2 separate regions of the Homo sapiens genome follow, and region 1 is linked to region 2. The links are chromatin contacts, found by POLR2A ChIA-PET in ENCODE. All regions are on one chromosome and are shown on one strand. Each heading gives the region's core, a stretch centred on a gene start or an enhancer-like site at or near the end of the contact. The rest is flanking DNA. Distances are from core to core; before and after follow the strand shown.

Region 1 (5,793 bases), core at 1-2,500, 480 kb after region 2:
ACAGTAAATATTTGTGTTCAGGGACTGTTGATGTTATTGGTAAGGCTTCTGGCCTGCAGTAGGCTCTTAGTTAAGTTTTGGGGGTGTCAGTCGAGCATGGTGGCTCACACCTGTAATCCCAGCACTTTGGGAGGCAAAGGCAGACAGATCACCTAAGGTCAGGAGTTCAAGACCAGCCTGACTAACATGGCAAAACCCCGTCTCTACTAAAAATACAAAAATTAGCTGGGCGTGGTGGTGCACACCAGTACTCCCAGCTACTTGGGAGGCTGAGGGAGGAGAATCACTTGAACCTGGGAGGCTGAGGTTGCAGTGAGCCGAGATTGGGCCACTGCACTCCAACCTGGGCAACAAAGTAAGACTCTGTCTCAAAACAAAAACAAAAACAAACAACAACAACAACAAAAAAAAAACCACAGACACACACAAAGTTTTGGGGGAGTCAAAAGTCATACACAGATTTTTGGCTGCCCAGGAGTTTGGTGCCCCTAACCCCACATTATTCAAGGGCCACCTGTAATTCCTAAGGATTGCTCTGGTGCTTGGAGGCCCTGGGTTCCCCCGGGGCAGGCCTGCACCCAGGACGGAAGCTGCTGGGAGTGGCCACCTGTGACTGCCTCCCTCGTATCCAGTGTCTCTTGGCAAGGGGAGGCTGGCGGGGCCTGCCATGGGCACTCCAGCCCTGTCACCAGCCTGCAGAGGAAACCATTTCAAGCTGTTCTTCAAGACTGAAAATACCTAAGAGGGCTGATGTGTATTTTTCCACGAGTTCTCTGGGGGTAACTATACAGAAAATTGTTTTGAAAATAGCATTTTTATTTTAAAACATGGCATAGGGATGTCATTAGGAAGCAAGGCATTAGGGATATCATAAAGAAGGGATATCAAAGAAGTAAAAAGAAATATACAGAAAATTAGAGGAAAAAGAGATCGATGGAGGCCCGTGACCAGAGAGATGGACGCTGGTCTTTTGATGAACATGATTTCAAGGTCTTCTCTGGGCACATGAAGGTTACCCCCTTCCACACACACACCCCTCCACACCCCAAGCCCTCCCGTGCACACTCAGATGTGGACACATAGTGAGATCATATGATGTGCCATGTATGATCTCCTGTGTTATTTTTTAAATCAACTCCATAAGCCTAGGCAGATTCCTGTGCCCATGAATGTGGAACTGGCTCGCGGATCTCACAGCTCCTGGTGTTTCCTTGGCAGGGAATCCACTCTCCAGGTGTGTGTTATATAAACACCGCCGTCCTCTATGCATCCAAAGCATTGGACTCCTATGCTAGGCTCCTCGGTGTTAAATTCCTGGACAAACAGCTGTCAGACTTTACAGGCACTCAGTAAATGATTGCGGAATGGATTTAAAATTGTGCATAAGGATAAGCCTGTTTTTAGTATCAATGCCCAGACTGCCCCTCCCTGCCAGCAGGGCAAGCGAAAAACCTGTGTCCATTTTCCCCATCACCATCGGGAGGCAATTTTACCAACCTCATGGTGAAGAGCTCTGTCTCTTCTTTCCCTATCTTTAAGGACTAGGACATTGAGACCACTTTTTTTTTTTTTTTTGAGATAGTTTTACTTTTGTCACCAGGCTGGAATGCAGTGGCGCAATCTCATCTCACTGCAACCTCTGCCTCCTGGGTTCAAGCTATTCTCCTGCCTCAGCCTCCCGAGGAGCTGGTATTACAGGCATGCGCCACCATGCCCGGCTAATTCTGTATTTTTAGTAGAGAAGGGGTTTCACCATGGTAGTCAGGCTGGTCTCAAACTCCTGACCTCATGTGATCCACCCGCCTTGGCCTCCCAAAGTGCTGGGATTATAGACGTGAGCCACCCCGCCTGTCCGGGACCACCTTTCACACAGTTTTGCTATGGTCCATCTGTATACAGTATTTACGTTTTTTTGTTTTTGGTGAATTTCCTGTTCATTTACTTTGTCAGTTTTCTGTTGGGCATTTTTTTCCTCTTATAAAAACAAACAAACAAACCCGGAGAGTACTTCTTGTGTGACTGGTCCCGAGGCCTGGAGGTGAGGAGGGGCCTGAGCATTTTGTGCAGAAAGTCCGAGGGCAGTGTGACCTGAGCATCCAACTAGGGGACCCTCGTGGCTCCTCACTGTGGTGGGAGGCCCCGCCAGCGGGTCCTGTGAACAAGCGGAAAGTGGGTTCTGGGAGGGAATTTTTAGTGAAAAGAAGAAGGTACTCAGAGTGCCAACCCTTCATGGCATGTGGAAAGAGAGGTTACTTACCCCAGAGCCAACATGATCACAAGGCAGCCAAAATGGGCGGGGGCCATTGGCAGCCTCAGTTTTCTCATCTGTGAAGTGGGTGCTGTGAGCCTCCTTCCCTGCCACATCCGGGCTCGGGCCCTTGGCGTCCTCTCCTCGGGACAAGTGGGGCAGCCCTTCCCCAGCTCTGGGACACCTGTGCCCCTCCCACACACCCTCCGCTCAGCACAGGACCCTTTAAAGCATCTGCCCCCGCTGACCCGCTGCTTTGGGAATCCAGCTCCAACAAGAGGCTTCGAGCTGCCCCCAGCCCACCACAGCAGTGTTTGGCACCCCTGCCGCTCCCTCTGCCACGGTCACTCCTCCAGCCTGCTCCCAGCTCCCACCCTGGCCCACAGCTCTCGGCACAGGCCCCAACCATTGAGAGCTCACCCCAGTGCTCAAGGTTGGGCTGGGGGCCTCCCATCTGCCCCTCCTGATCCCTCACCTCCCTGTGCCCGGGTCTGTCTGTCTGTCCACCCCAGAGGCCACCCCTCCTTGATCATTGCTGTGACCCAGCACCTGCCTGAGGACCCTGGGAGCTGGTTCAGGTGTGCTTGGGGGGCGGTGGGGGGGCACTGATTAGGCAGGGCATGTTTGGTGCCACCTACCTGTTAGCTCGCCCACCCTGTCCCCAGGACTGGCTTCCTGGCTTGGCACAGAATTTGGCTGGCTTTCCCACTGAGAGGCGGCAGTGATGAAGAATGGGCCAGGGACAGTGCTGGGACTCGTGGAAGGGCAGTGAGGGTCAGCTGGGCTCTCTGCTTCCCGGCCTTCCAGGAAGTCACGGGTCGCCTTCTCTACCTTAGCCTCAGTTGTGCCCCAAGGAAGGGGGTGAAGTTTCCCATTGTTCCACGTTTCCAGGGTGGGAGTTGGGATCTGGGGGCAGTGGAGAGGCGGGGTGCCATGCTGGGGAGGTGTTGTTAGAATGGCCATGGTGGCATGCTGTACACTCTTGCCCTCCCCCAGCCCCACCCAGGCCTGCCTTGTTCCTGACTCACCCAGGCTTGTCCGGGAAGCCCGGCCAGAGCCACCATGCAGAATTCAATCATCCTGAGTGTGGAGCCAGGCCCAGCCCTCACTGGCCACAGCTCGGCCCCCATTTCCCTGGCCAGCACCGAGCCGCAGGGGAGGGTGAGAATCTTTGGCATCTTGGCATACGTTTGTTGTTCCAGAGTCGGGCTGTGCCGAGGGAATGTGCTGCTTCCCCCATTTTGCAGACAGGGACACTGAGGCTCAGTGAGGGTGAGGGCTCACCCAGGTTGCAGAGCCTGCCCAAAGCTGGGTCTTCTGGCTCCAAGTCGGGAGCACGCTGCACACCTCATGCCATGGATCAGGCCTTGAAGCTCTCCGTGAAGGTGTACATTGTGCCCCTCATTGACCGGCAGAGAGCCAGGCCTCAGGGACGAGATCCTGGACAGGTGAGTTTGGGTGGGAAGAGAGGAAAGAGAAACTGATGTAGTTTAGGGAGATCTCTGGTGGCGTGGATGGCAGGGCCCCTGGAAATGCTGGTTCAGCCTCAGCAGGAAGGGGTGCCGACCGACCACAGGATCACCCAAATTAGAGACCCGCAATCTGTCTCTCCCAGGCTGTAGCTTCCCGCAGCAGGGCTGTGGGCGAGGCAGTCACCATCCTGCATGTTTTGGGGCAGCAAATTTCCCTTGCACCTGCTCACTTCCTGGGATCGAGGGAAGACCAAGTCACAGACCCCAGCCTCAAGGAGCCCGAGAGGAGACAGGCAGGCAAACAGGCACCCAGTGAGGGGCAGTGGTGATGCTGACGAGCTGTGCCTTCAGCTCACTCTGATGGGCATTGGGAGGGTCGGTCTTAGCTGTCAGCTTGGTCAGGCGATGAGCCCAGGTATCCAGTCGAACATGAATCCAGGTGTTGCTCCGAAGGTATTTGTGGGTGTGATTAAAGTCCATAATCAGCTGTGGGTGTGATTAAAGTCCACAATCAGCTGCCTTTAAAGGAAATTGTCCTAGATCACCCGGGTGGGCTTGATCCGGCCAGTTGAAAGGCCTAAGAGTGGAATCAATCCTGGGGGCAGCAGCTGCAGCCCATCTGAACTTCCAGCCAGCCCCGCTGATGACCTGCCCTATAGACCTCAGACTCGCCTAACTGGCTCCGTGATCCTCTAAGCCAATTCCTTGCAATAAATCCCTTGTGATAAACCTCCCACTGGCTCTGCTCCTCTGATTGAACCCTGACTGATACCATCGTCATAATCCAGCTGTGAGAACTAGGCTTTTTCAACTATTCTTTCATTCCACAATTATTTGTTGAGCACCTACTATGTGCAGTCTCTGGAAAGGCTCAGAGTCTAGCAGAGACCACAAAGTTCAAGCCCTTACCCCTGCCTCTAAAGGGGGAGGCCCATGATTAAACAAGCCCAGAGGTCAAGAGTGGACCAGGTGCCATTGCATTGTATTTGAGGAGGTGAGGTCATCTCTAGCCTTATCTAGGGAGTCTCTCCGAGGGCACAAGTGTCAGACAGGCTGGAGTTATTCAGGCAGGCCCTCCACAAACCCTTTCACCCTTTCACTCTCTCTGAGCCTCGGCACCCCGCCCCACCATCTGAATAGATGGCACCTGAGCCGTGCTTGGTAGATGCTTAGTTTCTGTCTGTGCTAGGGGCTGAGAGGTAGCCTCCCTCCCTCGCTCCCATGGACAGGCATCCGTCCTGGCCTGGGTTTGGCTTTGTGGCATCAGATGGAGGACAATCAACGGCAAAGCCTTAACTCTGGAAACGGATCTGGTTTGGGGTCTTGTCCTTCCTACTGGCCTGCTGGCTGCAGGGCCGTGTGGGGCCTCAACACTGTCAGCAGCTTAAGGCAGGCCATTCGTACACCCCTCCTCCATGCCTCAGGGTCCCCAGACTTGGCCTTGCAGAGGCCACAGCTAGGGGGAGGGTTGGGGCCTGGACAGTGTTGTGCTGGTAGATGTTGAACAACCAGCCCCGCAGGACAGGAGCCTTGGTTGGAAATGTTTGTCGGTTCCACAGTGTGAATACTTCCACTGCAGCCCATCTCCAGTTACCAATGCGGGGTACTGTGCATGGAGCTGGAGAGAGGTAAGTACAATCGCTTCTCCACCGGGCCCGGGCTTCTCTCAGGTTTGAGGCTGGAGGTGAGTGAGCTCCCCCTGGGAAGAGGCTGGGCTGCCGGGGGAGGAGCTGTCTGGGGGCGAAGAGGGGCCCACTGAGCCCAGGACTCTGCAGCCAGCCTGGCTCGCTGGCACAGCCGGGAAGATTTCCCTAAGACTCACCACTCTGTGTGGGGCTCTCAGTAAATGTTTATTGAGTGATGCATGATGGATGTTAAGACATTGAATCAAATCTTGCTCTGACCTTTGAGTCAGTCTGTTGGGTGTGAAAGAACCAGCTTTTCTGCTCTGTTTGCTGGAAGCGTCTGAACCCCTCCTGGGGCCTCCTGCTCTCACCCTCCTCCCCTTCTCTGGGACCGTCCTCAGGGAAGGCCTCTGGGCTTGGCGTTTCACACAGCCTCTTTCCCACCTAA
Region 2 (5,738 bases), core at 2,777-5,276:
ACCCTATCCTCCCAGCCAAACCCCAGAGGCCAGCTCCTGCAACCTCCTCGAGAGGGGCTCCCACACCAGGCACAGCCCCTCTCCATTCTCGAGACCCCCCTGGTCACCTGTCGCTTCCCCCATGGACCATGGGCCAATCCAGGGATGGGGACAGTCCACCTGCCTGACCAGCACCACAGCACTGAGGCAAGGAGGGGCTGCAGGGTTGGGGGGGGTCTGTGAATCCAGAGGGTGGGCTGCAGGGTGGGGGGGTCTGTGAACCCAGAGAGGGTGGGCTGCAGGGTGGGGGGTCTGTGAACCCAGAGAGGGTGGGCTACAGGGTGGGGGGGTCTGTGAACCCAGAGAGGGTGGGCTACAGGGTGGGGGGGTCTGTGAACCCAGAGAGGGTGGGCTACAGGGTGGGGGGGTCTGTGAACCCAGAGAAGGTGGGCTGCAGGATGGTGGGATCTGTGAATCCGGAGGGTGGGCTGCAGGATGGGGGTTGGGGGTCTGTGAATCCGAAGGGTGGGCTGCAGGATGGGGGTTGGGGGTCTGTGAATCTGGAGGGTGGGGTTTGGTCCTAGTTGCCCCATGGGATTTATCTTATTGAACAAAACGCAGAAAAGGGCATAATGTGTAATTTTCACACAGGGAACATGCCCACATGACTACCTCCCAGACCAAGGCACACAAAGCTATCAGCACCTCAGAAGCTCCCCCTGCATAATTGCTATCTGCCCTGCCTCCCGGGCGACCCCGCTGTGCCTCCTATGGGGACGAGGTCCTGGTGTGGGCTCTCTTCCATCTTCCGTGCCTCTGAGTCCCAATCTAGACAGCAAACGGCTGGGCCAAAACATCTCAAGGCACTTCCCACATGCTCTGAATTTGTCAAGAGGCACAGAAGAGAGCATCACAAGGCAGGCTTCCTGGAGGAGGTGGCACTGGGCAGGCCCTGGACAGCTGATGAGGGTGTCCATTGGCTGAGCTGGCAGGAATAGGGAGGTGAAGCTGCAGCCAGACAGATTCTTGCACAAACACACACAAATCTCCCAGTCAACTCCCAGGGGGGCAGTTAGGCCCTAGCTCAGAGCGGGCAGGGGCCCGGCCCGCCGCGCTTACCTCCAGCACGCGCCCCGTGATGTATTTCTCACAGCTGTCACAGCGGATGCCGAACTTGGCGTGATAGTCAGCTTCGCAGTAGGGCAGCCCATCCCTGCAATGAGACAGGCAGTCAACACAGGGCGGGTGTCGCCCGAGGACCCTTGAGATCTAACAACCCTCACCAACAAGAGAGTCTGCCCTCAAAGTGGGGGAATGCCCACCTCCTCCTGCTCAGGTAACAATGCTTCCAACAGGCAGTGTCATTGGGCTCTCACAGACACCAGCCCCATGAGAAATATGATGACAATGGTCCCATTTCACAGACGGAGAAACTGAGGAGCACAGGCCAGACCACCTGCCCAGTGGGTGGGAGGGGCTGACAGCAGCAGCTTCTGGGAAACGAGAGCTGCTTCTGTAGACCTGGCTCTTCTTTCTGGCTCCTTCCATCCAAAGTTCAACATCTGGGGTGCCTTAGAAAACTGTGAGCCAAAGAGGGGGGACAGTAAGGGCACCCACATTGGGAACAGGGCTGGAGAATGACAGAAAGCCCAGATGAGGGTGTGGTAGGTTAGGACAAGACTTTACTGTCCCCCCTGCATCCTGGCCTGCATCACAGCCCCCGAATATGAGGGGTGACAAAGGCTGGCTCTGGCCACACTTGGAGAGGCCTGGCCTTCCGCAGTGCAGGAAAGAGCAGGAGGGCTGCACGTATGCGTCCATCCCCTCTCCCCACGCACACGTGCGGCCTGCCTGCTATGTGCCAGGTGCATAGGGCTCAGGGAATTGGTGTCGAATGCCCATCATCCTGGGCCTGCCCCTCCAGCAGAGGCTTCCTCCGAGTCTCCATAAATGAGCTACAGAGAAAAGCCGTCTGCGGGGTCATCCCTGGCACAGCTCCTGAGCTGACCTTCACACCCGTTATCATGATTATTAAGAGATCAACATGCCAAGATGGATGGCTGTGCAGATGTGGGGACAGCAGGTCAGCAGTGGCCACACTCGGTGTGGGGAGGCGCTGCTCTGCTGAGCCGTGGTTGAGTGAACAGGCCTGTGCTCAAATGCCACATCCCAGCTGTGTGACCCTGGGCAACTCACTTAACCTCTCTGAGCCTCAGCTTCCCCAACTGCATAATGGGGGAAATAATAGTAAGGACTAATGAAGAGAATGGCAGGCACTCTCCAAGGTGGCTGAAGCATTGTCATTACTAACCAGGGCTGTCCTCTCAGCCCCGGCCAGACCCAGCACGTGTGGGGGTGACTGGCACAGAGCGAGGTACCTGCCACTCCAATGCGCCCCTTCCAGCATCGCTGAAGTTGCTGTAGTGTTCCAAATTTGGTTTGAGTTTTTGCACAGCTACTAGAGAAGGGAGGATTTCTCAGGCTGTCATGGATTAGACCCCAGCTCACGTTCTTTTCCTCCAAGCTCCGGGCTGTTGCTAGGTCCCCAGGATGTGGGGTCATGAGCCCCGGGCCTGGGTGCCCCTCTCTGGCTGCGGCCTGGAAGTGGCCCACAGCTGGGATAAGCCATCGCTCAGAGAGTGGCAGCCCTTCCTTCCATGTGAGGGGGAGACATACAATGAGTCCTCAGGCTTACTTCCAAATGCCGCTGACCTCAGGACTCCCGTAATAACCCACAAACGAGTGTTATTTGCAGCAAATGGGAAGTTAAAGATAACATCTCCATGGCAACACCAACGCCCTCCTTGTCAATTCTGGGACAGCTCTGGAGGCTGCTAAGTAACATGCACGGTGTGGGTGAGCTGCCAACGCTGCGGGAGGGGCCTGCCGCCTGCACGGGGCTGGGCATTTTCATTTTATATTAAAGTGCTGCGTGCACCACACCGGGCGGTCCCTGGATGACCGTGACACAGGCGGGGAAACTCATGCACCGCACAGGTCCCTCACCCTGGGTGCAAGCTCACCTTGGTTTGGAGGTTTTACTTAAAATGATGTCTTGAAGATCATTGCAGATTCCCCAGCAGTTGTAAGAAACAATACAGAGAGGTCCCATGTACCCTTCGCCTAGTTTCCCCCAGTGGTGATGCAGAATTAGTATACACCCTCAGCCAGGAAGTCAACACGGGCACATCCACCGACGTGATTCAGGTTCCGTGTGACATGTGCTCGAATGTGCATGCATATGCGTGCGTGCGTGTGTGTGTGTGTGCGCGCGCCTCACTCCATGCAGTTTTATCACAGGGCGTTTTTCATCCCCATCAATTCCTGTGATGATTTTGTTCCCATTGGGCATTGAGAACAAGCACAGCATAGATAAAAGTGGCCAGAAGACCCTCTAGCTCCCAGGAAGGGGCCCTCTGCGCTCAGAGGAGCTGCCCGCCTTCAGCTCGTCCACATATTCGCCCCTCACCTGCACCATGCGGAAGGCTTGCCTGCCTCAGGTCCCCAATCCCCCAGGGTTAAAACCGACCCCCAGCTCCTGGCCCTGAGCTGCCTCCATTCAAGGCCATTATCTTCCCAGAAGCCTTCCCTGGTTCCCAAATCGGCCACCACCCCAGTGTGACTGCACATTTGTGGGACATGTTTGGTGTCGATGGCAGCTGCCCCAGGGGCCCCCGCTCTGCAGAAGACAGAGTGCGTGGCTGTGGGGCCCCAGCCCTGACACCTGGGATGGGTCAGCCCCCTCTCCTCATCTCCATGCTGGCTTCTGCTGACATTGCTTCACCTCCTGCAGGACATCCAGGCGCCGGAAAGGCAGCTGATCCCATGGGGATGGTGGAGGGGGACTGCGACGGGGAGGGAAGGCACTTCAAAAACTCAGCACTGGCAGCCCTGGTAGCTCTGCTTCTCATCCAAAAAAAGGAGCCGGATGCTGCAAATGCCGTTAGAGAAGCCAGGGCTGGCCAGGGAAGGGGGACATAAGGCTGTTGGGACAAATTCGCTGAGCTCTGAGCCATGCTTCTCACCCAGCAGCAGGGCAGTAGTAGCTGTGTGAGGAATAGGAGAGACACAGAGAGGGTGGCGCTGGGGACACGTGCAGAGTGTGGGACCCCCACAGAGTAGGGAAGCCTGAGCGGAGGCTCTCACTAGAGCCCTCCCCCCACTTACTTGCTGATGTACTCGGCATTCAGGAGCTTCCCACAGCTCTTGCACTTAAAACAGCCCAAGTGCCAGTGCTTGTCCAAGGCTACCAGGGCCTGGCCATTCTTGATTTCTGTGCCGCAGCCCCCACAACCTGGAAGAAAGAGAAGAGAACACAGACACCCCCACCATTGTGAGAGGTGTTGGGGAGGCCTCCTGCTCTCCACACTCCGTGAAGGCCCCTGGGGCAGCCGGGAGGGGCGGGACAGACCAGCAGCCACAGCGAGTGTGCTTGGAGGAGTCTCTTACACAGCAGTCTCTGGAGCATAGGGAAGGCAACTGGGGAAGTTTGACCCTGCATGCATTGAGCACTGACTGCATGCAGCCTGGGCTATGAGCTGGGGAAACCTAGATGAAGAAACAGAGGTCCTGTCTTGCAGGAGAGCGGAGTTGGCTCCTGGCACCGAGACGTACCAGGTTGAACCCAACTGTGACTCGATGTGCCCCCCAAAGGGAAATGGACCATATTAGAGAGGGCCGAGCCAGCCCCCAGCCCCCAACCCCGTCAGCCCTGGGAGCTCTCCCGCCACACCCAGCCAGCCAAACCCACCTTCTCTCTTTCTGCCATCCCTACGGTGACTGGCGCTCTCCACCCCGTGGCCACCAGCCTCGTGGGACCCTGCCTGGCCTCCTGGTGCCCTCTCTGTCCTTCCCAGCCGTGCCTGCCCTGCTCACTTGTCCTGTGTCCCAGGGCCTGGTCTTTGTGCACAGGGCCTCCAGGTTTTGGCCCTGCCCTGAGCCAGCGGCCCACAATCCCTCCACCCTATGAGCCACCATACCGGGGGCTCCACAGCCAGCATCATGGGCATGCTCCCCTGGCAGAGCGGGTGGAGCAGGCTGGGGAGCTGGGGAGAGCCTGGTGCACGAGCCTGAGCGGGGTGCGTGTGAGTGCATGTGCATCTGTGTGCATAGGGTGTGACTGTCTAAGTATGTGGATGTGTCTTATGGGACTGTGAGCATTTGTATGTCACCTGAGTCTTCCTGTGAGTCTTCCTGTGAATATATGAGGTCAGGGGCGGGGAGTGGGAGGCAGAGCGGCAGAGACGCTGTGACAGCATCCCCAAGGGAAAGGGCCTCTCACAAGGTGAACACCTGGTGACAACAGCAGCAACTGGGACGGAGCAGGGCCCACTGAGTCAACCACCCAGGTGTGCATTGATTCATGGATCACACACGTCCTCACTCCAGGGACCTGCACCTGTCATAGCTGAATGTGCGTCAGTGTGTGTGACTGGTGCGTGAGTGTGTCTACGTATGTGTTTGTGTCTGCATGTGCGAATATGTCTGCACGTGAGAGTGTGTCTGTGTGTTTGTCGAAGTGTGTGTCTGCGTGTGTTTAAGGGTGTGGTTGTGTGTTGGGGGCATGACAAGGGAAGGGCCTCGGACCCCGTAATGGACAGGGAGGAAGAGGGTGTCTGACAAACAGGGCCTTGCCGCCTGCAGGAGCCCCTGAGTAATTCACAGACCAAGCAGGGACCCCTCGTGCCCAAGGAAACCTCTACCCAAGATGGAAAGAAGGTGGCCCCAGGGCCCGACGTGCTGGGTACAAATCCTGGCCC

Evidence for each region. ChIA-PET counts read pairs that join two places held with the same protein, here RNA polymerase II (POLR2A).
Region 1: POLR2A ChIA-PET joins it to region 2 with 11 read pairs in A673. The contact joins two enhancer-like sites. POLR2A ChIA-PET finds 5 or more read pairs at or near these places in 2 of 52 experiments (A673 and WTC11).

Annotation. Positions count from the first base shown.
Region 1 is chr4:8,555,286-8,561,078 of GRCh38, forward strand. No RefSeq gene overlaps it. Among named protein-coding and RNA genes, the nearest start is that of GPR78, 22 kb to the right of the region's middle. RefSeq lists an enhancer at 4,686-5,400. Within about 2 kb of position 1,251, at least 2 of the 41 ENCODE cell types and tissues checked have a DNase peak (open chromatin) inside an H3K27ac peak, as active enhancers do.
Region 2 is chr4:8,076,530-8,082,267 of GRCh38, forward strand. ABLIM2 (actin binding LIM protein family member 2) reads right to left here. Exons shown (of 21, transcript NM_001130083.2): 5 at 4,147-4,273; 6 at 1,099-1,192. Among named protein-coding and RNA genes, the nearest start is that of MIR95, 74 kb to the left of the region's middle. RefSeq lists an enhancer at 2,197-2,696. Within about 2 kb of position 4,027, at least 3 of the 41 ENCODE cell types and tissues checked have a DNase peak (open chromatin) inside an H3K27ac peak, as active enhancers do.